2 separate regions of the Mus musculus genome follow, and region 2 is linked to region 1. The links are chromatin loops, found by intact Hi-C in ENCODE. Cell type or tissue: heart. All regions are shown on one strand. Each heading gives the region's core, and the rest is flanking DNA. Links, peaks and the distances in the headings are about the cores only. Region 1 overlaps Lhfpl1 (lipoma HMGIC fusion partner-like 1). Region 2 overlaps Trpc5 (transient receptor potential cation channel, subfamily C, member 5).

Region 1 (8,000 bases), core at 1-8,000:
GAATATTGAGTATGAACGTATTTATAGCATCTTCCATAGTTTTCATTTGATTGGTATTTTGCTTTTGTAATTATCGGTGCTGGGAGGACAAGTTCACATAAATATGGAGTACCAACCTGTTAGGGCCACTTCAGAAGCTACCGCAAGTGCTGTGTTAAAGTCAAGCCAAAATTCACTGACTTTTTCTAAAATTTAATTCATCAACTCAAACAGCAGTTTTTATTTTTATGCTTTGTTGCTATATTATTTATTTATTAGGCACATTTTTTTCCCTACAGTATGTTCTGACCATAATTTCCTTTCCTGTGTCTCCTCCCAGGTTCTCCCCAGAACCCTGCCCATCCAACTCCATGCCTTCTCACTCTCTTTCTTTAAACAACAAGCAAACCAATAAAAATTAAAAACAAACCAAAATAAAACATAAAACAGACAAACAGAAAAAAAATCCTCTAGAAACAATACACATGTAGACACATGCACACACAAATATCTCATAAAAAATCAAACTTGGAAACTATAATAGATAAACAAAAGATGGTTAGGGCAAAAAAAATGCCTAAACAAAACACGAGAAAAAAGGTTTTCATATGCAGGGATCCATCCCATAATCAGCTTCCAAATGCTGACACCATTGCATACACTAGCAAGATTTCGCTGAAAGGACCCAGTTATAGCTCTCTCTTGTGAGACTATGCCGGGGCCTAGCAAACACAGAAATGGATGATCACAGTCAGCTATTGGATGGGTCACACGGCCCCTAATGGAGGAGCTAGAGAAATTACCCAAGGAGCTATAGGGAACTGCAACCCTATAGGTGGAACAACAATATGAACTAACCAGTACCCTGGAGCTCTTGTCTTTAGCTGCATATGTATCAAAAGATGGCCTAGTCGGCCATCACTGCAAAGAGAGGCCCATTGGACTTGCAAATTTTATATGCCCCAGTACAGGGGAACGCCAGGGCCAAAAAGGGGGAGTGGGTGGGTAGGGGATTGGGGGGGTGGGTATGGGGGACCTTTGGGATAGCATTGAAAATGTAAATGAGGAAAATACCTAATTAAAAAAAATACCACTGAGTTTGTTTTGTGCTGGACATCTACCGCGCATCCTGTGGTCTGACCTTAAAGAGCAATTTGTATACCCAGAGAGGCTTTACAGACAAACACTGCTTAGTCCTTTGTGAGTAGTTATCAGTTGGAGATGGCTTCTGTGGTAGGGATGGGACCTCAAGTTCAGTTCCCTCTCTGTGCTGGGATACCATCTGTTTGGACTTGTGTAGCCCCCGTGCATAAAGGCAGCAGTTTTTAAAATCCAACTTTACTAACACAATCCAATCCAAAGATATACTATTTCAATGCTTATATACTAAAGAATGACAGTAGGGGAATATTAAAAGATTCTGTTTTCCTTAATTTAATCACTGTTTCTGCAAGATCATCAAACTTTGCATGTATAGTAAAATCCTTGTAATTTATAATATACGGCAGTACTGAATCCAAGCCCATGTTCCAGGTTGTGTTTATTGCCATCACATGGTGTGAGGTGAGAGAATGCACAGTACTAAATGCACCATGTTGTAAATTCAGAATCATGACTGCACTGAAGTTGCACGATGGAGCCTGGTCAAGGTGCTGCCAGGAACACCTCAGATTCATTATAAGTGTGATTTTGAATTAACTTGTGTCCGTTGTGCATTCAGAAACCATTTGTTCTTGCTAAGGTTTTCATTACCCTCCCATATTTTGTTACATGACCCCGTAGGGCCGTGGGCAACAGCTTTAGAATCTGTGGCCTATATAACATGAAAAATAAATTCACAGGTTAGCAGTGCTGGACTTGTCTTCAAATGTGAGCCCCGCCACTTACTAGTTGTACAAATCTGGGCACACTCCTTAACTTCTCAGTATTTCATCAATGGGGATTGTTAATAGTATTGATTCTTGTAGGATTGGGGCGATAGAGGAAAGTCACCATTAGATACAAGGCACAATGCTGCATTAATGCAACTTGTTATTGTCAGAGTCCCTTTGGAGGAGAGGCCCCAAACTTTCAGAATGGAGACAAGAAAGGAAAGGCCCATCCATCTTGACCAAGGTTGGTGATAGAGGATAACCAAAGGTCATGTGTGTGTTCCTTGTAGTTCCTTTCTCTAGTGGTTCATTTCCCTTGCTCTCTTAACATTTCCGCCCATTCTGGACAGTTCAAAGCCTTTTATGGTGACTTGGGATTTGACCTTCCAGGGTTCAGTTTCCAGGAATTTCCTGTTACCTTTCGTTTCTTTCAGTTTTCTTTTTAAAATTTTATTTATTTATTTATTCATTTATTCACTTTATATCCTGCTCACTGCTCCCTTCATAGTCACCCCTCCCACAGTCCTTCCCCTATCCCCTTCCACTGCTCTTCTGAGCAGGTGGGGCCCCTGGGTATCCCTCACCCTTGCACTTTAAGTCTCTGTGAGACTAGGCACTTCCTCTCCCACTGAGGCCAGACAAGGCAGCCTAGCTAGAAGAACATGTCCCACATACAAGTAACAGCCTTTTTGTGGACAGTCTGCTGTGCTCACCAGCACACAGCTGGCTTAGCAAGCATCTTTGCATCCACAGTGGGGCAGTAGAGTGTGGGAGAAGTCAGCCTGACAAGGGTAAACTGCTTATTCTGCTTTCAGTCTTCCTAGGCTTGCTTGGGCACATCACTTCCCCACTCTGAGACCTGGCTTCTCTGTTTTCATGTACAGAGCACTGTACTAGGTGGGTGAGTAGCCGGGTTACTAGCTCCAGTAATAAAGCCTGCCTATAGATGTGAATCTTTTACCACTTTCAGAAAACCAAGGGTCCTATATACCTACTTAGCTCCCTGTTATGACTTGCTCTCCATTAATCATTTATCTTCATATCTGTCTTTTTCCCCCTGTTCTCAAAAAGTATATTTTCAAGTGTTTTAGCATACACATAACTGTAGCAGGAGATAAATATGTTAATTTGTTTAACTAGTAATTATCTTATTACATATACATCAAAATATCATCTTTTATACATTAAAATATACAGTAAAAATGCAATGTACTTAGGATAATCATCTTATACACAATAATAGTTTGAGAATCACTGCTGGTAGCTGTCTGAGAGAAAAATGTATTTAGCTAAGGACATTGTGCAGAGCCACTATCTTTTGGGGTAGCATTAGCTGGAATGTTGAGAGTCCTGGGAAATTCAGGGCTTAGACATTGCTGAAAACCTCAGAGTTATGTACGTGAACAACAGAGATGTGTTTCCACAAAGAGGAGAAATTGAGCTAAGTTGAAGCAGACCAGAAGGAATTAATGGGTCATGAAACAACTTTATTCGACTGCATATGTCTGCTGCCTAACACACCTTTACATTGTGCAGTAGCTTTATCCCTATCTTACTGTCTGGCCATAGATGACCCACTTCACTTCTTTAAACCCGTTTACCCATAGGCAATGTGAGAAATCAATTATCTTCAGAACCGGTTCTGCTCATGTGTTAGAGAAGTGCACCGAAAAATTTTGAAACAATAATCTTGCCTGTGAGAGGTAGAAATTAGAACTCTAATTGGTTAGATCTTCTCACTGATCAGCTTCTAGATTAAAAATAGTGAGAAATTTAGAGTAATGACACTCTATACATCCCAGGGAATATGAAGTTATTTTCGTTTTGACTAGAAGAAATGACAGAGGTGCTTTTATGTACATTTCTCTTTTTCTTGAAATAATCCACGTGAGAAAGGGTGTTCAACCCTGAATTAGTTGCTTGTTACGGTTGCAGTTCTGCAACCCCAGAGGAAGAGAAGGTTCTTCCAAAGGCCTCAAGGGCAAGTCCACTGCATGGCCTTATTCTCCTGTTGTCTTGCTGAGGGCCTCCCAGGCTCAGGAAGAGAACTAACGTTCTAGGGGCTGGTTGTCTATCAACCACACAACCACACGATGGCAGTAAAGCAAGGCAAATTCATTTGGTTTAGCACTTCTGCTCTTTACTTTCTAGAATGTGAATCACAATTTCTTTGCTTCCATTTCCTCCCCTGGAGTTGCTTCTGTAAGCATCAGTGCCAATTTCTGCTTCCTCTTTCACCTTTATTGTGTGTTAGTCCTTTCCCTATAAAATGGTGCTGAATCTTATCTTAAGCTTTTGTTTAAAAGCAGAATCTCAGAGTTTACTTTTTTTTTTTTTTTTTTTTTTTTTTTTTTTTTTTTTTTTTTTTTTGAGACAGGGTTTCTCTGTATAGCCCTGGCTGTCCTGGAACTCACTTTGTAGACCAGGCTAGCCTCGAACTCAGAAATCCGCCTGCCTCTGCCTCCCGAGTGCTGGGATTAAAGGCGTGCACCACCACGCCCTGCCAGAGTTTACTTTTAAGAGCAGATGTTAACAGTGTAGCATCCAAGCCATAAGGCTCAGTCAGTGAGGATGGCGTTGAGATACCATATAAAATATGTTCAGCTCAGGGCCCACACCCTGTAAATGTGAATGGCAACTGCTTTGATCATGGCTGTTGTTGGTATAGGTCAGACTAACCCAGAGGCTGGATAATAAACTGGTTGCAAAAGAGCAAAGCAAGCAACAGCTACATTCCTAGGAGAAATCCCCTGATGAGGTTGGGATTACAGAGAAGAGAGACCTATATGTTAGAGCTATGTCATATGGTTTCCTACAAACAATAGTCACTAAACCTCGTCTAAGTGAATTATAAGAAATGGTGAGAAAGATAAAAATATCTCTCTCAAGTGAATGCCCCTAGCATGGCAACAAGCACAGGGAAATTTTAAAGAAATATAGATGTCTTTCCACATTTTTTCATTAATAGGCTAAATGATATACCTTACTTCGGGCCCCATTGGGCTGGACTTAGGAATCTACTGGACTCTTCCCCAGAGATATGGATATGGGGGATCTGTAGGGAAGCCTAGATATCTGCATCTTAAGTTCTTTTAGGTATTTGCAGAGACTAGGACTAGGAGACAGGTGGTCTGAAAAGTACTCATTATGCTAGGCTCTGCACTGATTTCTTGTTTAATATACCATTGTATTTACCCCCTTAGCTGTATTGTAAAGTGAGTAGTCACATTTATTTTTACCATGAGGAAGAGATGCTCAATAAGGGTAAATGACTTGCTCCTGGGGATCCAGTTTGGAAGGGGCAGAACATGCTTTCAGATGCAGTTCCTTGTAACTGTCATGTCAGGCTCTGCTCCCTATACCACATCGACTCTCCAGGTTCAAAGTTGAATAATTCCAGCCACTATAGACACCTCCTGATGAAATGGGAGAACTTTGAGACATGCTTCATCTCTCTGTTAATTCCTTCTTGTAGAATAATATTCCTGCCTATAGCTACAACTTGACGAATGGCTAGAACTCAGGAAACAGGATTAGCTGGGAGAGTAAGTAGAAATGGTATGTTGTAAGTTGTGAAGTACTATGCTCATATTGGATGGTATAATTTGGGGACTTTGTTATTTCTGAGGTATTTGAGGGCAAATTTTTATAAGCCTCCATGACAGGTATCTGTTAGGCACTAGAGTCTGAATAGAAACAGCAAACGCTTCAAGCTGGCCTTGCTAGTACAAGGCTCAGTAAATGATCTGCATGAAGGTTCCCTCACTCCTAAGTTCTAGGGTAGATTAAGTTTCTGGGACTGAGCCTTTAGCAATTTTTAGTATTTAAGAATATATCAAAATAGAGATAATACTCATTATTCTATCTTGGATGTTCACTATAAAGTATTGAATAAATCAGTATAAAATGCAGAGTTCAAAAGAGATTATAGTTTGTTTCAAGAGATAAACTGTACAGTTATATAACAAATAACTGATAATGATGTTAATCCAAATGTATGACATCAGCATCTGTAGATGCGATAATGCAGAGGCACATAAGGAGAACTCTAGAATCCTATCTTTCTTCTCTTAATTTGCACTCTACCCTGGGTTACTAGAGCAATCTCTTACTTCCCTTCCCTCCATCTCATTATTCCCCTTCTTTTTTTTTCCTCTTCTTCTTTATCTCCTGTTTTTAGATTGCTAGAGATCCTACATACAGGTCCCTTGGTATCTCCCTCTTAGGCTAAAGTGATATTTATGAAATGCAAATCTGATGCCATTCTGTCTTACCAAGTATAATTCCCCATTACTTTGAGGATGGAGTCCACAACAAGACCTATAGGGACCACAGACATACACATATTCTGCCATGTCAGTGATCCAGAAAACCCAATGTACTGGCTAGTTTTGTGTCAACTTGACACAGCTGGAGTTATCAGAGAGAAAGGAGCTTCAGTTGAGGAAATGCCTCCATGAGATCCAACTGTAAGGCATTTTCTCAATTAGTGATCAAGGGGGAAAGGCCCCTTGTGGGTGGAACCATCTCTGGGCTGGTAGTCTTGGTTCTATAAGAGAGCAGGCTGAGCAAGCCAGGGGAGGCAAGCCAGTAAAGAACATCCCTCCATGGCCTCTGAATCAGTTCTTGCTTCCTGACCTGCTTGAGTTTCAGTCCTGACTTCCTTGGTGATGAACAGCAGTATGGAAGTGTAAGCCGAATAAACCCTTTCCTCCCCAACTTGCTTCTTGGTCATGATGTTTGTGCAGGAATAGAAACCCTAACTAAGACACCCAAGTTTCTCCCCATCGCCTCAATTTTGCAGCTGACATTGTGTTTCTTAAGACTGCCTCTTCTCATTTCCTTGCCTGCTTAATTTCTGATTTTTCTTCAAAACATCCCTATCCCCTTTACAATGAATTTGATCCCCATCTTCATCCTTGTGTGACTTGGCATCATAGCACTTGCCTTATTAGTGAGAATATTGCCTCACCCTAATCCCTGTTTTGTTTTTTGTTTTTTAATAATCTTACCTATGAGAGAATGACTTGTTGAAAGAGCTTACCACAGTGCCAGGCATGAGGAAGTATTTGACCAATAATAATGACTTCTGTTTCAGTTACTGGCTTAGTGCTAAGAAAGTTCAAGTCGATGCAAGCAGAGGGCTATTGAGTATATATGAGAGGAGAGGGACCAATTGCTTAGAAGCCAAGTGTCCTAGAGAGCTCATGCTGAATGAAAGCGGTCGAATATTTGCTTAGCTGGTTTTTGCCTTCTCTCCTTAGGGAGAATGCCCAAAGCTATTCTAAGAAGCTGTTCTAGGTAGAATTAATGAGCTGTACAAAGGGCAACATGATGATATGGGCAATTTTTAAGGGTCCAGGAGGTCAGTCTGGAGAAAGACAGAGAAACACAGTTTAAATTGGTCTGAGGCATGCTTCTCCCCACTGAAGAAAAAGATGAGCAGAGACAGCTAAAACTGATAACTATACAAGAAACCCAATAAAAAGAAGTACAGAATGCCAAGGGAGATTTCAATAGGAATCAATTTGTTTCGCTGAAATGTGTGTCTGGGAGAGGAAAATCAGATGGAGGACATTTTTGTCATCATGAGGATTTGGCTTCTTTGCAAGTGCCATCAACTGGTCTTTCCTTCCCTTTAGAGCATTCGGTTGGCTCATGATGAGTTTGCCAACCTACAATGTCGTACTCCTTAGCAGATCTGATTGGATCAAAGTTAGTACTACCAGTAGTAATGTGCTTACCTAAAGTACTGAAATTCTCTGTTCTCTATTTTGTTTGTTTTGTTTTGTTTTTTCCTTCTCTGCCAAGGTAGCTTGGCAGACTTCTGGAATATTCACTGGGTTCTGGGCATCCTCTCTAGGCTGCTGGTGACACGCATACCCAGCTTGGAATGTGAGTAGAAAGATGTTTTCATAGTCTTGGCTGTCTTTTTCCTGGAGGCTGTGGTAGGAGAAGTAAGATGTTTGGCAATTGTTTTCGAATTCATCGGCTTTGCTTTCTCTTTGAAGATTATTCATCTGTGTTTGCTCAAACCTAGTGGAGAAAGTTCTCTGCTCATTTAGCTTCTGCTCCATTGAAAAGCTCCTTATGTTACTTCCTATTGAAACCCTGAAGTCTGAAATCGAAAGTCATCATGGAACAGCTGAG
Region 2 (11,188 bases), core at 1,478-9,477, 900 kb after region 1:
CACTGAGCTAGGTGACATTTCCTAGGAAGAATGGGAATCATCAACTCTAACTCTTTTGTCACCAGCTGCTGGTTGCAGGTTTGGTTTTAATGCCACCTACTTCTGAATCCCAAGAAAATACCTTGATTCCCCCTCCCTAAGAGCCTGAGAAGACCGCCTGAGCAGGACCTATACCATCTCCCACATCTTGAGCCAGAGCTAAGCATTCTGAATCCTACCCACTGCTCTGGGATTTCCTGGTTGTATATTTACACCATTTGGAAGTGGACCCAGTAGAATACTGATATTGGACAACCCAATTGCACAAATAGCTGAGTTTTTGTAGGTTGTAAAGAAGTAGAAAGTCGATTTCATTCCATTTGTAACGTCTCTAGCTTCAGAAATGTCCCTTTAGAAGAAGGCCTCTGCTATAGGGGGGAAAGACATCAGAAAGAGAAACCACTGGAGATTGATATCTCCCCTTTCAAAGGGTATCACAGGCTGCTTCAGCCTTGGTAGGAATTCGGTTGTCAGCAAATCTCACTGGGAAATTATCCAGTGTTTATTCTAGTTCAAAGGTTAAGCACAGCAGCTGAGCACTATCAGTGGCCTGTGAAGGATTTAAAGATGCTGGTGAGATGGTCTGCTTTAACAAGCAGTCCAATCTAAACAAGAAAAAAAATGTACAAATGAGAAACATACATGAAGTTACCGTAAACTGCCAGTGTTCAGAGGCGGATTTTGCGATGCTATTCATGTATTTCTTCCCTTAATATTTTGTTCCCAGTTCGGAAACAACTGTGATCTGAGCTGGTAGCCAGTCATCTATGACAACTTCAATGTATGGATCCTGGCTCTTCCTGAGATCAGATAAGCAAAGAGAGGCTCCATGAGGGAAATATGTCTGAAGAATAATCAGAAAGGATACCAACAAGAAAAAGAGATCAGCCCAGAAAATCTCACCATCATTGTGGTTTTGCAAAAGCTTAGATCTGGACAGCAGTTCCCAAGTCAAAGATACCAGCAGCCTCCATAGAAAATAACAATTATCAGTGGGCATTCCGGAGATTTTTTTTTTTTTAAAAAAATGGCTATATTTGTATTTCAAAAGAGTTCTGGGCTGAGATTCAGAAAGAATTGCTCCCTTGTTTAAAAACTGGTTCTTCCTGAAGGTTGGTTTCACTGTGTTCTCCTTGTAAGTTACAAACTATATTTCTGGACCATTTGAGTGTCCATGGCCCAGAACTCGGGTCAAGAATGTGATTACTTTGGTTTCTTTCTTATTTCTTTAGTCTTTGTTCACAATATGCTAGTCGTTGGGTCAGTCTGACCCCACCACGCTGTCACATTGCCCCTTACTTGAAATGCATGTGCTCCACAAGAACTGTGCTGTAGAAATGACTCAGTGGTTAAAAGGACTGTCTGCTCTTAAATAGGACCCCATTTCAGGTCCTAGCACCCACACAGTGGCTCATGTAACTCCAGTTCTAGAAAATGCAGTGGCACACAAAACATTCACACACATACCTTTTAAAAAATAGAGCCATAGCACAATGTCATTCTTTACCTAGTTCTATCACAACTCCAAACTATCCAATCTCCTTAGCCTAACCAGTTCTAGTGATAAAAGCTTTTATTGTCTTCGTCAAGGGATAAAAGCCCTACTATCAGGCCTGACTTCTTCCAGGAAAAATCCTGGGCCTGGCTCAACTCCCAAGGAGTTGTTTCTGGAGAACGCAGAAGACAGTATAAAGCCCTCCAGCCTTCAGGCCTACTAAACAGTCCTACCTCTGAAAGCTGGAATGAATCTAAGCAATAACCAAAGTCCCTTTCCAGGTGAAAGACTTGCTCATTTCAAGAAGCATTAGAAATTGCATGAAGTTGCGACAGAGCCATTTCAGATGTCACTAGATGGCTCTTCCCTTTGGGAAGCCCTCAAGCAATCTCAATACTGACTCTCGCTCACCTCAGTTTCTGCTTTCTATGCTGCCAAAACACCCTGAGCAATCTGATCAGGGACTGCCACATGTCCTGAAGGAGAAAACAGACACGCCCATCCATCAAAACATATAAAGCATCCCCTTAAAGAGAAAAGGAGCAACGGCCCTATTATCATGAGTGTATTAGCTAGCAGTTATTACCAAAAGCATGGGTCCAACAACAGTCAGACTAGCAGGGATTAGAAACTGGGCAGCCATGTAGTATAGATTAAGGCAGCTTGCCTCATCTGTCAACTAGGTCTTGTGAGGAAGCGCCAGTCTCTAGGTTATGTTAACAGTACCTCTTCATGTTACCTTTCAAACACTGGAAAAAGAGGTGCTCCCTATTATTACTAAATGCTGGCTTGCCTCAGTGTCCCATGTTCAGCTCTTCATCTTCTTCGTCCCTGTATAATCAGTGTTCATATTATTAATATCTGCAAGGTTTGAACGACTTGAGTGATACCTATTCTTTCAGTGGTAGTCCAACCAGTATCATTTAACTGCATTGTCATAAGTATAGGTAGAAGATACATATATTGATCTGACTTTGAAGTATGGCTCAAATTTAGAAAAGACAGAAAAGTGACTGCAGGGCTGAGCTCTTATCTCTGGCAAGGAAATAGCTTGTGCACCAGCTAAGAGTGTCCTGGTGTTTGCTGGAAGCAGTAAGACTGGAGAAGTGCCCTTCACTCCTTTCTACCATTGCTGCTTCCTTGGGAAACCTTTCCAATATGAATGGAGTTCTTTTTGCCCCAGTAAAGATGGTGCTGGCACACGGTAGAGAACCAGGGAGAAGACTCGTGTATCTAGGAGCTCCAACGAGGCTCTAGATCTTGTCTGAATAACCATAACAACGGGAGTGAGCTTGCTTTGTCTGCCTCCATACATCCTCATTCTGGGCTCCATCACTGATGTCTATGGGAGTTCTGCCCAGCATCCTGAGCTAACCGCCTGGACAAGTCCCATTTTCACCATCTTTAGCCAAATCTAAGAGGTTTTAGAGTTTTTCTAAGATGTCAAAATTCAGTAGTTACTATATAATAAATCAGAATAACTGGCATTTGGGCATGTGTTTATCAATTGCCAGGCACTGAACCAATTATTTTCTATCTATTATTATCACTATAATCACTATTAATGACCACCATTCATTATGAGCTATACGTTATACAAATACATTCAGTGTGTATTATATCATTAAACCATTACACCCACTTTGTGAGGTATTACTAGTAATTTCATTTTATAAATGGGGAAGCTGAGGCAGAGAGATTGAAACGACTTTCTGTTTCCTTTCTGATTAGCATGCTTAAGTTATATGCGTTAGCTAGTTTTAGTATGCTATCTCATTACATGTATACAGCAAGCACTATAGAAATCCAGCCTCTATGTATCTAACCTCCCTTTGGTCCAACTCTAGCAATTATGCATTTGGGTCAACCTTTCTTAAGAGCCTGTGCTTGTGAAAGAGAATGTGTTCTACTTGTATTTCTGAATCTGGCTTATTTCACCTAAACATAATGCCCTACATTTCCATCCATTTTGTTGCAAAAGAGAAGGATTTCATTTCCTTAATGGCAGAGTACTACTCCATTGTGCATACTCCTAGTGTTTTCTTTACCCATCCAATGTGTTGTTGATCGGCACCTAGGTTGATTCTGTATTTTAGCTATTGTGATACGGCCACAATAAACATCTGGATGCAGATATCCCTTTGGTATGCTGATTTCCATGTCTTTTGTGTGTATGTCCAGAAGTGAGACAGTTGGATATTATGAATTCTGTTTTTCTTTTGTTGAGGCGCCTCCATTTTGTTCTCCATAATGGCTAGTCTAATTTCCATTCCTATCAATCGTGTATGGGAATTCATTGTCTCCCCTCACCGACCCACCCAGGCCAGCATTTGGTATTTCTTGTCTTCAGTTTCTGTTCTGATATTAGCCAAGGACAAATTCTCAGTAAGGTCTCCCAATCTAAAGTAACAACAGTATCATACCTCCTCCTTTTGACTTGCATTCTAATTCAAAGGCCATGATGCACACAGGATATCTAGCGTCTATTCAACCTCAGCCCTCCCTCCCTTTAGCTGACTGACTCACTGTCTCTGGGCTTCTAAGCAAAGGGATCCTGTGGAGACACTGTCTTGTTTCTGCAAACTGTCGTCTTTGCTAAGTCCTTATGCTCTACACCTCCGACTCTCTCTCTCTCTCTCTCTCTCTCTCTCTCTCTCTCTCTCTCTCATTCATGGCAACCAGACATCAAACACACACTTTTCCCTCAACTCTTTCCTTAATTCTGTCAGAGAACGGTGTGGCTCACATCTTTATTCTTTTCCCAGTCTTGTATTTATTCATTTACTTACTTACTTTTATTCTTCTCTCAAACAATTCTGACCTCAGTTTCCACTCCTCCCAGTGCCTCGCCTCCTCTCCTCTAGATCCACTCCATTTCCCTTTAGAAAAGAGCAGACCTCCCAGGGATATCAACTTAAATGATATAACACAATATTTTAAGATTCGGGTTTGGTTTTTTAATGTGGATGGGTCTTACCAGCGTGCATGTCTGTGTAGTATTTGCACACCCAGTGCCTTCAGAGGCCAGGAAAGAAGTTATTAGAGTTACTGATAGTTGTTACCTCCCAGGAATAGAACCTGGGCCCTCTGCAAGAACAAGAAGTGCTGATGACCGGGCCTCTCCAGCACATGGCTCATGCCTTTAATCCTAGCCCTCCAGAACTAGAGGTAGGCAGATCTTGGTGAGTTCAAGGTCAACCTAATCAACATAGCAAGTTCCCTGCCAGCCAAGGCTACATATGAGACCCTGTCTCGAAAAAAAAAATATGCTGCCAGAAAACCAGCCTACAACCACAGAATAAACAAGTCTGCCACTGTACTCCTGAGCATGACAGACAAGACCATTCTCTCAAATGCCTGCCTTGGAACACCTAGGCCCTCTGCCTGTTTATTTCCCAAACCGATCTTGTATGCCTAAAATATCTCTTGCAATTATGCCCATACTAGTAAACGAACTGGCCAGCACCCTTCTCCAGGATGGAGACCGAAGCACTCTTGGCAAAAGATGTACAGCCAACAGCAACTGCTCACTGCTCAGACTGCTCCTCTCTGTCTGGGTCTGGTTTGGCTCGCCCCCTGGTGGTCAACCTTAGGAACAGCATTTTCTTCATTCTGTCGCTCCCAGCCTTCTGATTTTGTGTGTTCGCAAGCCTTTGGAGTGTATCTGCTGGGCACAAAGCGATTCACCTTGAGATTCACAGCATGTGGTAGAAGGGTTCTGCTGAGCTCCAAACTCTGTTTTCCAAGTGCAGTCGTAGCCTATGCTGCTTTCTGCTGAATGTCAAGTGTTTCAGTGACTGACAGAGGGGCAAGGAGAAATGGGAAGAATACATTCTTTTCTTTCCTGCTATTAAAAGGCAACCTAACAGGGTAGATACCTGCACTGCTTCTCTGTATCGGAAACGATGCCTGTCCTGGGTGTTCAGAAACATAAATAGTTGTCATGGAGATTCTATCTTGCCTCAATCTAACAGAAACAGGACTATGTCAGTTACCAGTTAGCCTTAATGCCTCTCTCTGTATGTGCCTGAGGAAGCGTGGGGAGGGACACAAGCAAGAAAAAGTGATTGGAGGCACAGGAAATATCACCATCATTGTGGTTTTGCAAAGACTCCGATCTGGGTAGCAGTTCCCAAGCCAAAGATGCCAGCAACCTCCGTAGATTAACAGCTACCAGTGTACACTTCAAAAGAGTTCCAGGAGAGGGTTCATGGAGATAACAATTGCTCCTGGTTGAAAACAGAATCTCCCTCAAGATTGGTCTCAGGATGATTTCTTCATAAATTACAAACTACATTTGTAGACAGGTGTCCATGGCCCAGAGGTCATTACCAAGGTGTGTGCCTCTTCTTCTCCCCTATTCTCAGAGCCCTTGTTTTGGATACTACCAATCCTTTGGCTGGAACAACAAATGATTTCTGATTGGATGGAGATTTCCAGGGGGGGGGGGCTGCTTGCTTTTTGTTTCAGTGTTTGGAGACAAGAGCTCACTGTGTTGCTCTTACAGACAGGATTTGCTTGTGCCTCCGTGTCTCAGGCTGCAGGTGTGTCACCACGAATCCAGCTTCTGCTTTGAATTGAAGAGCTAAATATGGTGTTGGAGACATGACTCGGCACTTAAGGGTCTTGTTGCCTTAGCTGAAGAGTGGAAATAGGTTCCTAGCAAAGATGTCAGACAGTTCACAAATGCCTTTGACTCCAGTTCCAGAGGATACAATGCCCTCTTCTGGCTTTTTTGGGCACACACACACGCACACAACACTTAGAAAACATTAAATGTGTGTTCCAAATTAACATTAACAAAGCCTTTCTCTTCCTGTGATCACCAGAGATAAAATGGGCTTGGAGTGTTGACTACTCACTAACCAAAATACCTAGAGTATTATCAGAGACACTGCCTATTGCTTGAGATATAATAGCCGATTTGTATTATCTCAGTTGTTAAGGTAAACCTGCTGTTTTTACATTTCTTTTCATTTACTCTTGTCTCATACAATACATCCTGACCGAAGCCTCCCCTCCCTCCACTCCATCCAATTCTGTCAAATCCCTCCTCTACCCCAGATCCACTCCCTCTCCCCAGCTTACAACCTCCTACCCCCACAGAAAAGAGCAGGCCTCTCGGGGACATCAATTGAACATGGCACAAGATAAATCTGTTGTTTTAAAGGGGGACTAGAGAGCATATCAGCGTAAAAGAATATAACATCTCTCCCTCTCTCTTTCCTTCCCTCCCTCCTATCCTCCTTCTCCTACATACCCAACCTTCTCTGTTTCGTTTATGCCTTTGTTTTCTTCACACAATTCTGTTTTCCTTTGCTCTCCGTCCCACTTTTCCCTGTATAACAAAGTCTTGATGAGAAACATAGGTATCTCCAAGTCTCTCCTAATAATTGTGGCACATCAGAAATCTTGCAGAGTAGAAGAAAAGCAAGCATTGTAGACTTCTCTTCTCATTAAAGAATCAACATTTTTTAAAGTTTTATTTATTTTATATGTGAGTGATTGTTGCTGTCTTCAGACACACCAGAAGAGGGCGTCAGTTCCCATTACAGATGGTTGTGAGCCACCATGTGGTTGCTGGGAATTGAACTCAGGACCTCTGAAAGGACAGTCAGTGCTCTTAACTGCTGAGCCATCTCCCCAACCCAGAGCCAAGAATTATTATACAAAATTTGAATCGATGCGTTTATAAATCTCTCCACTAACCCCATCCAGTCTCCTTGGCCTGGCTATAAAGAGGATCGCCTGGCGGATTCTAAAAGATGATGCCAGGGTTTTTGCTTGTAAAACCTCATTTATACATGTCACACAGGTAAACTGATTGATGCAGAGATGTTTTAGAGCAGAGGGTCTCCTTTTTTTTCCCCCTTTTCGGTTTTTCAAGACAGGGTTTCTCTGTATAGCCCTGGCTGTCCTGGAACTCACTCTGTAGACCAGGCTGGCCTCGAACTCAGAAATCTGCCTGCCTCTGCTTCCCAAGTGCTGGGATTAAAGGTGTGCGCCACTACACCCAGCGAGGGTCTCCATTTTAACTAGAACTCATGTTCTAGAATATTGTAGGCTCTTTTTAAAAAATATATTTTATTTGCTTTACATCCCGATCCCTAACCCCCTTCCAGGGCCCACAGACCCTGCCTTTTCTTCCCTGGATATCCACCAACCCAGTCTCTGCAAGGCTAGGTTTCCCAGTTACAGGATTGATTTTAAAGTATGCATCTTTTCAACCTTTGAAGACCTAAGAAAGCTTCATGACTAGGGACTATCACTTGTTTTCTTCATATCCCACTGCTTCCTAGTAAAATGGGACATATTAGGTCCTTAGTAAATACGTTTTATGAATTGATAGAAAGAAGCTTCGGGCAATCTGATTTATACTTTGTCAACCCTGTTTTAAAAAAAAGAGATAACTGGATTTATATTCTTTACAAGTATTTCATGCGTGGAGATAAATGAATTGTTTAATTGAAAGAAAGTCTGCCTCACTTGTAGACTTCATGATAATAATTAATATAGTCCCAGGTTTTAATATGTGGCATCAATAATATATCATATATATATATATATACCTAATACAGCCCTGCACACTTTGTTAAGCATGCTTGCATATGTCTTTGACAATGTTATCTGCTTGTTCCAGGTAAACAACCTTCTCATAAATGTTGAGACATGCCTGAGCTCATGTCTCAAGTTTCACGTGGCAAGTTTATTCATTTATTCATTCCTTAACTCGATTGTACGTGAGAGTCAGTTAAGTAGACGTTATTGTCTTCAGTGATATAGCCACTGGCAAGTTACCCATGGTCTATTGGATAGCTTTACACCCATTTACACATAAGTGGTGCTAATTAAATCTGGTTGCTCACAAAGGAAAAAATAACCTTGAAAGTGGGATGAGAACTTAGTAGAAGGTGTGTTGGGGTCCATGAGTCGCCCACAAACCATACAAACAGTAAGACAGGGATGGTTTATTGAACACACACCCTAATAATAATTGATCAGGGATGTAGCTCAGAATTATCTGAGGCTACGACCCTGAAAGTCTTTCTCTGTCAGCTTAGAAAGGAAACACACACACACACACACACACACACACACACACACACACACACACACACAATGAGTTCATTAGCAGGCACAGAAAGTGCTGCCCAGGGGTTGGCTCTGACTCAAGTCATTTTAGACATAACAGTTCACATTGTCCTTTAATTTGATAGGCCCTACATGAAGCTTTGTGGAATTTCTTAAGATTAACCAACCACACAGATAACATACAGAACATAACAGGATATGGGATCAGCATGACCTTGCTCTGAGTCAAGTCATTTTTCTGTGTCAATGACTGGCAGGCATATTACAGCAACAGTATGAAATAGCTGACAGCCATGGAACAGAATGGCTACTAATATGCAGACCTCAGCAGGTAGGGAGAGGACAAGAGGGGATGGAGACATGAGTGTCATCAGAACTTACTACATATATGTATGAATATATCAAAGAATAGATTCATTTTTAAAAATCTCATTTCTGGGCATACTGGCCCACAACTGTAACCCCAGCATTTGGGGAGTAAATTGAGGAGGGGGGTGGGTTCAAGGTCATCCTGAGTTATGTATCAAGATGGTCTCTCTCAAAACAACCCAGTAACCATAGCTGGGGAACATGTTCACCAGTTGTTTCATGGGATCCAGGCAGAGACACAGTGGCAGCTTATTAGAGCATTGCACCCCCCCGTTGTCACAACCACTCATGAAGTTTCAAAGGACATAATAGGCTATCATAGGGCATCAGTGTTCCACTACAAAAGATGCTGTGGGCGATGAGTGGACACTGAGTTCAAGCTGGAAAGCTCCCTGCCCCTGATGCTTTGCATCTGGGTACAGGTTCTGTTGAAGTCAATAAAGCATTCAAAGTAATCGCGACAAGCGTCAGAATGAGCAGTTCATGCTAACGCCTTAGGAGCCTCAAACAGAACAATTTTGCCCAGTGTTGAGGAACAGAAAACCAACCCTCCCTAGAGTACAGCACACAAGTGCTAAGTTAAAGGGTGGAGTCTGGCCTTGCAAGACACTGAGCACCAGAGTTTTGAACATGCCTGTTTTGTTTTGTTTAATGAATTGAAAGAAAAATGGAAAACTAGCATGGGCTACCAGACTGGTACACTCAGCACTTGAGAGGTTGAAACAGGAAAGTTGCTCAGACTGTAAAACCAGCCAGGGCTACATCTTATGTTCCCAGCCAGCCTGAGTTACAGCAACTCCATCTCAGAAAGGGGTGCGTGTGTATAGATAGAAGAGAGTTAAAGTATATGTTTTAAATATAGCTTTTAAATTACATTTTTACTCTATAGGAAGCAATGTATACATTTTGGTAAGCTCCACAAATCCACATTTTTAACATTTGCCCCACATAAGTCTGATGAGCAGCAATACTTAAGACACAAACCCCCAATTCTACTTGGAGAAAAAGGTATCCTAAGTGAGATTGGCATCCCTTGAGATGACAGAAAAAATGACTATTCTCACTTTTGTTTAGGGCGTGTGTGCCACAGCAATTTCTGTTGCTTTTCCATCCTGAGGAAGCAGAGCTAGTCTTATGTTTAAATAAAAGAAGCACCTCTTATTCTTGCCTCTCTCTCACCTCTTGCTCCCTTGCTCCCCTCTCTCCCCATCTTCTTCTCCCCTCTCTCCATGTGGTCATGGCCGGCCTCTACTTCTCTACTCTCTCCCTCTCTCTGCCTTTCTCTGCCTCTACTACCCTCTTAACCCCCCTCTCCATGCCCTGAATAAACTCTATTATATACTAAAATAAAAATAAATAAAGAAAGGAAGGAAGGAAGGAAAGAAGGGAGGAAGGGAGGAAGGAAGGAAGGAAGGAAGGAAGGAAGGAAGGAAGGAAGGAAGGAAGGAAGGAAGGAAGGAAGAGATAATTACTGTAAAGGATGTCAAAATACCCTTCTGATGAGTTGTCCCTAAGGCCAAAGATTCCTGGTTGATGGCCTTTCTCTTTAAGGGTTATTATTCGCTTTGCTCTCCCTGGGTTTGTGTTGTTTTGCCCCCTCTTTGTTGTCTTAGAAAGTTGTTCAATTTGCTAAGCAAGATGGCTGCTGGCAGGAGTTTCAAGGGAATGCATAAGACTGTCAAGAACACTTAAGAAATTGGCTCCATAGTTTGCAAGAATAATAACCTTGAGCTTGCATTTGTTGAGAAATGTGAAATTGAAGAGATACGTTCATTCCACCAAGATCCATGTGCTTATACTCTGAAGAAGTCAGCAACCTCAGAGGTTGTTCTATGGTTAGAGTATGGATCCACGCAGCAAAAGGCACTAAAGCAAATAGAAACGCTGGCCTGCTCTGTAGGAGACCATGATCTCAAAGACAAAGCAGGGCCCACACATGGATTAGAACACACCACTGAAGTTGTGTCTCGCCTAGCGACATGATGGTAGCAATAAAGTCCTAAAGCTTTTGGAAAGTTGGAAGAGAAAGGACCACTATTTGTGGTTGCGTGGCTGATTTTCAAAAGTCATCATCTATATGTTCCAAAGTTAGAGTGGAGTCTGAGAAGGTAAGGCAGAAAGAAGGCATTGGCGTCACCAGCAGACACTTGAAGTAAACAAGACAAGACACAAGCGATGTATGATTAGTGTACC

The links. Hi-C counts contacts between places; a loop is a spot of excess contacts. Peaks named below come from ENCODE experiments on the same cell type or tissue, not always from the same donor. Only the 100,000 strongest peaks of a DNase experiment are listed, where the experiment ranks them.
Region 2: a loop joins it to region 1, with 11 times the contacts of the local background. A loop is called at or near these places in 12 of 42 quality-filtered maps.

What each region holds. Positions count from the first base shown.
Region 1 is chrX:145,303,365-145,311,364 of GRCm38, reverse strand. All of the region lies in intron 3 of Lhfpl1 (lipoma HMGIC fusion partner-like 1), which reads left to right. Among named protein-coding and RNA genes, the nearest start is that of Lhfpl1, 42 kb to the left of the region's middle. In heart, for the core only: a CTCF peak has its summit at 3,935 (motif pointing right); no DNase peak of the experiment used is centred there.
Region 2 is chrX:144,397,604-144,408,791 of GRCm38, reverse strand. All of the region lies in intron 7 of Trpc5 (transient receptor potential cation channel, subfamily C, member 5), which reads left to right. Among named protein-coding and RNA genes, the nearest start is that of Trpc5os, 53 kb to the left of the region's middle. In heart, for the core only: a CTCF peak has its summit at 5,112 (motif pointing left); no DNase peak of the experiment used is centred there.